Regions from separate parts of the Homo sapiens genome. Here region 2 is linked to region 1. A link is an interaction called in ENCODE POLR2A ChIA-PET data of the cell type or tissue named here. Cell type or tissue: MCF 10A. All regions are shown on one strand. Links, peaks and the distances in the headings refer to the core of each region. The heading gives the core; the rest is flanking DNA.

Region 1 (2,922 bases), core at 227-2,726:
AACCAGCAAAGTACCAGGATCCAGCTTACTGGATCGCACTGATACATCCGTCTCTATTCAGATAACTCACCTTTCCTCTGCCTTCAAAACACAGATTTGACTGCCACAAGCCACACTGAGGTTCTGCTGACTTGCATCTGACACAATGTGCCAATCAGAGGAAGTGTTCAATAAATAACTATTGTTTTGACATTGCTATTTCTTAGCAGCCCAGAGCTATACTTCATCAAATGAAACTGTACTTCATTATATCGAATAATTTCTCTGTCTTCCCTGCTTTGACTGCACCTACCTTGGGTCAACAATAGATGCTGGTTAGCTACCCTCAGGGGAATCATTCACTATGGGGGGTCCAGAGCTGTGTGGCACCATCATCCCCTGGAGTTGGCCCACTGACCTACTAACTACAAAGTGCTCACGTCTGGAGTAATGGAGTGTTTGAATCAAACATAGTCGTGATTGCTGAGGATGCTGCAGAAACATAGTGTGAGCCCCAGGGCAGATGGAGTCACCTGTCACATGGTAGATCAACCACTCACACCAGCTCTGTCAAGGGACAGAGTTTCCAGGGAAGCAGCCCTCAAGCCAAATCTGTTGATCAGAAATGTTTAACTTAGCACACAAAGTCTTCTTATAATAAAATTAATTGCTAGTATTTCAAATTCTAGGAAGTTCACATGAACATCCAGATTTTGTACTTCTCTTGAAACACTGGAAGATACATCAACACTAGGTCCACTCCGCTGCACAGAAACAACTGGCTTGGTCCAAGCGGTAAGTAGCTGTCCTCTTGCACACTGTGCACAAACCATCCTCTCAGAAATCATTTTCACAACCCCTTATGCACTCTGTTTGCAGCCCCTTCCACAGAGGCAGAATGGGAATGCCAAAAATGTCATCTTATCTTGCTTTGCAATAGTTCAAAGATTATGCTGCAAGTATTTGTGTGTTCAGTGAGATATTTTTAAGAACTTAAAATGCTGCATCAGATAATCAAAGCCTTGTGTATCCATCCCAAATGGCTTCACCCATTACTTTTCTTATAGCTAATTATGAATTATATCCAAATATTCTGTCTTCATTGCCTACTTACAGCAGAGACGATCTCCTTTGACAGGAATCCAACTGTGTGAGTTGCCAAGAACTTGTCAGAGAGAGGGTTGTAACAGGAGGGCACTTTTTCCTCCTGCCGTCCCTTTTCTGGCTTTACCCAAGCTCCTCTGAGGCAGTTTAGACTTGCAGGAATGCTCTGGCTGCCTGCCCTGATGCTGACCTCCTCTGGGTGGGGAAGCAGGCAGCTGGGTGCAGGGCACTTGATTCTGGAATGTACTTCCTCATAAAGGTGCCAGGGCCTGCACTTGGCAAATTCTAAACACAATGGCTTTTTAGCTGCCAGGGCATTTATTACTCCTGATTGAGAGGTGAATAAACATGCTTTTTAAACTTACAGACAACTGGGATGCAAGTTAAGGGGACTAGTCATCTAGTTTGATTGAATTACTTTAACTTCGGAATTAAAAAGAAAGGTCTTCTAAAGTAAAAACTCATTTAGTATAAATTAATGATACAAACTAACAAAAAGTAATAACCCCCATCACGACTTTTTAAAAAATTATATACAAATGTTTTGTGTTTTTTTTGAAACACATCACATTTATTCATTTGCATATTTTCAGTGACACTATTGTGCTACAAATGGCAGAGGTGAATAGTTACATCAGAAACCACATGGCCTGCAAAGTCTAAAATATTCATTATCTGGCCCTTCGTGAAAAACGTTTGCCTATTCCTACTCCACTAAATAACTCTTGTGGGGTATTTTTATTTATTTATTTATTATTTTTATTTCAATAGTTTTAGGGGAACAGGTGGTTCTTGGTTACATGAGTAAGTTCTTTAGTGGTGACTTCTGAGATTTTGGTGCCCTCATCACCCAAGCAGTGTACACTGTACCCAATGTGTAGTCTTTTATCCCTCACCCCCTCCTACCCTTCCCCCAAATCCCCAAAGTCCATTATATCATTCTTATGCCTTTGTGTCCTCATAGCTTAGCTCCCACTTAAAAATGAGATCATATAATATTTGGTTTTCCATTCCTGAGTTACTTCACTTAGAGTAACGGTCTCCAGGCCAGGCACGGTGGCTCACACCTGTAATCCCAGCACTTTCGGAGGCCAAGGCAGATGGATCACGAGGCCAGGAGATCAAGACCATCCTGGCTAACATGGTGAAACGCTGTCTCTACTGAAAATACAAAAAGTTAGCCAGGCATGGTGGTGGTCGCCTGTAGTCCCAGCTACTTGGGAGGCTGAGGCAGGAGAATGGTGTGAACCCAGGAGGCAGAGTTTGCAGTGAGCCGAGATCACGCCAGTGCACTCCAGCCTGGGAGGCAGAGCTAGACTCTGTCTCAAAAAAAAAAAAAAAAAGAATAATGGTCTCCAACCTGATCCAGGTTGCCACGAATGCCATTATTTTGTTCCTTTTTATGGCTGAGTAGTATTCTATAGTGTACATAGTAATATAAACACCACTTTTCTTTATCCACTTGTTGGCTGATGGGCATTTAGGCTGGTTCCATAGTTTTGCAAATACAAATTGTGCTGTTATAAATATCGTGTGCAAGTGTCTTTCTTATATAATGACTTCTTTTCCTCTGGGCAGATACCCAATAATGGGATTGCTGGATCAAATGGTAGCTCTACTTTTAGTTCTTTAAGGAATCTCCATACTATTTTCCACAGTGGTTATTCTAGTTTACATTCCAACCAGCAGTGTAAAAGTGTTACTTTTCACCATATCCACACCAACATCTATTATTTTTTTTATTTTTTAATTATGGTCATTCTTGCAGGAGTAAAGCGGTATCTCATTGTGGTTTTGATTTGCAATTCCCTGATCATTAGTGATGTTGAGCATGTTTTC
Region 2 (2,922 bases), core at 266-2,765, 270 kb after region 1:
ACTGCCCTCTAGCCTGGGCGACAAGAGCAAAACTCCATCTCAAAAAAAAAAAAAAAAGAAGAGGAAGAGTATTTTGGCATTCCTCTTTTAGTAACTGATGGAATAAGCAGACAGAAAAATCAGTAAGGACTTAGAAGATCTCAATGATATTATTAGCATGTCAATGACCTAATTGACATTTGTAGGACACTCCACCCAACTGCAGAATAGAGTCCCCATGTTCATGACCAGAACTAGGCCAATTATTTTATTTCTTACTTTGTAAGAGACAAAATTATGTCCTATAATCCTGATTACATGGAGATTTCAATTACAACCCAGTGGCTGCCCAACAAATCACTTCTATGAAACTCAGAATGTGTTGCCACTGAGCAAAAGCAAGTTTGTCATCTTCAAGAACTTCATTACAACTTTGCTCGATGGTTTCATGTATTATTTTAAAATCTTTGTTATTTCTGCAAATAAGGTACTTTGAAATTGGAATAGTTATTTTAAAATCACCCTATACTTGTCTTTACAATGAAAACAGTAGGAATTTTTTATTTTAGATCAAATTGCTAGTATTAGACTTGTCTTTCAAGTTCAGGATTCATACATTAAAACATCAATGTATAATGGTTAAACAATTAACTGACACCTATTTCTTTTATATATAGATAAATATAATAAAACATGAATTTATATTTGTTTGTTTGTTCATGATTTGTCATGTTTTTCATCCATCCAAACAGCATTCTGGAGGATTGGTTTACCATAAAAAAAAAAAAAAAAAACAGAAATACAGCAAATTTATTCAAAGAAACTAGAATATTATAGAGGACACTGTTTTAGTTGACTCAATAGTTTCTCCTCCCTTCCTTCCTACCTCCGTCTCTCTCTTTTCCTTGCTTCCTTCCTTCTCCCCTTTCTTCTGTTCTTGCTAATAATACTTACTTTTATTTTGCCAAGAAAGATTAATATACTCAGAGAAGATGGGTCTATTTTTAAACCAAGACATGAGCAATGATTGCTCTAAGCCAGTCACCATAATCTCATTGTCCTTTGCCAACTAATCTTAGGAATGGGATGGGAACTCATTCTTGTCCATGAGAAAGAGTGTAAAGATGTGAGGTGCTTCTGGGTGTAATCTCCCTCACAGAAGAAAAGAGACATGGGAGGAAAAGTCTTTTGCCTCCTGCCTCAACATCAGTGCTATGTCCTTTCCTAGTGTTTTGGGATTTTTCAGATATCTTTTCCTTGTTGATTTCTAACTTAATTATCTTGTAGTCAGAGAACATACTCTGTATAGTTTCAATCCTTTTTCTACTTGTTGGGACTTATTTCATGGTCTAGTATGGGAGCTTCAGCAAGGCAAAACTGGCTTCATATACATTTGGATTCAAGGATCTGTCCTTCTCTTTTTGTTACCTTTACTTTCTTTCTTCTATTCATTCTTGGACAAGTGCTTGCTTGTCTGCTGGTAAAAATACTCCCAGAAAGTTATAGAGTCACATAATCCTTAAGCTCATGTTCACAAGGAAAAAAGAAAGACCCTTTCCCTTTAATTCAAGGATTCTGTTTGGCAAGAACTTAGATCATGAACTAACTCCTATTAAGGGTAGGGGATAAGGTTCTGCACAAGAAACAGAAGTTTTGCTGTGAGGAAAAGGGAGATAGAAGTTTGCCATGCAGTTACCACTGTTTATACAATAGTGATCTCCAAATGCTTTTTTTCAAATGTTTTTGACTGCACACTCTATTAATTTTAAAATTGTATATGAATCCCCATATATGTAAATTATTTTAAAATAAGTATATATAAATATACAAATTATTTATTTATAAAGAAATTTAAATTTATTTGTCAGTAAATAAATATAAATAAGATTACTGGCATTTATTTCTTGCTATTCAAAGAAAAAAAGAAAGGCTGGGCTTGGTGGCTTAGAACTGTAATACCAACACTTTGGGAGGATGAGGTGGGAGAATCATTTGAGGCCAGGAGTTTGAGACCAGCCTGGGCCACATCGTGAGATCTCCATCTCTACAAAAAGTTTTTAAAATTAGCTGGGCATAGTGGCGTATGGCTGTAGGCCTAGCTACTCAACAGACTGAGACATAAGGATTGCTTGAGCCTAAGAGTTTGAGGCTGCAGTGAGCTATGTTGGTGCCACTGCATCCCAGCATGGGTGACAGAGGGAGATCTTGTCTCAAGAAAAAAAAAAAAAGAAGAAGAAAGAAGGAAGAAGGAAGAAGGAAGAAGAAGAGCAGCAACAATAACAAGAAGAGAGAAATCATTGTGTGTATTTCTGGCATATGCCAAACAACCTTTGGAGACCATGGCTCTCCACTGGTTTTATTTCCATATGGCCAGCAGACTCCCAGTCCCAGCTCTCCTTGAATACTGCTGGAAGGCACCTGGGACTTTGATTCCCTGTCCCATCCTATCAAGGAGAGGACAGACCAACTCCCATGGAGAGGGAGATGGCTTCTGGGCCATTTAGACCTTCCTCTACCTTCTCTACTGCTGTACCCTGTGGCCTCCAAACTACCTGCCCCTACCTTATAGTTTTGTGCTTATATCACTCCAGCTTGGGCATCAAATTACCTGTGCTGTTTTTCTCTCTAGATCACTTCTCTGCAAATACTGGTGGATGCCTGGAACTTACTTTAAAAGGCCAGTAAGTAAGTGGAATAAAAGTACCCCAGGATGACTAAAACTATCAGACCAGTGCTATGAGCATGATCCTGTTTCCTCACACTCTGGTTTAAGCCAGTCTCCCTTTCTAGAATGAGAGTGGCAAGACAACTGGGCTAAAGAATCAAGTCCCAGACCTCTGTCCCATCAGGTTTCCTGAGGACACTACCATGTTGCCATAGCTTCCTGGCATGGCTTTTAGACAGCACTTATTTTTTAATAGTTGTATTGATACATAATCAATG

The links. Peaks named below come from ENCODE experiments on the same cell type or tissue, not always from the same donor. Only the 100,000 strongest peaks of a DNase experiment are listed, where the experiment ranks them.
Region 2: POLR2A ChIA-PET joins it to region 1 with 11 read pairs; 2 of 35 experiments call an interaction of 5 or more read pairs at or near these places.

What each region holds. Positions count from the first base shown.
Region 1 is chr5:112,227,579-112,230,500 of GRCh38, forward strand. The region is part of intron 12 of EPB41L4A (erythrocyte membrane protein band 4.1 like 4A); the gene reads right to left. LOC101927023 (a long non-coding RNA gene) reads left to right here and starts at 705. Exons shown (of 4, transcript NR_110559.1): 1 at 705-774. In MCF 10A, for the core only: no CTCF peak of the experiment used is centred there; a DNase peak (open chromatin) is centred at 1,263.
Region 2 is chr5:112,497,198-112,500,119 of GRCh38, forward strand. No RefSeq gene overlaps it. Among named protein-coding and RNA genes, the nearest start is that of EPB41L4A-DT, 79 kb to the left of the region's middle. In MCF 10A, for the core only: no CTCF peak of the experiment used is centred there; no DNase peak of the experiment used is centred there.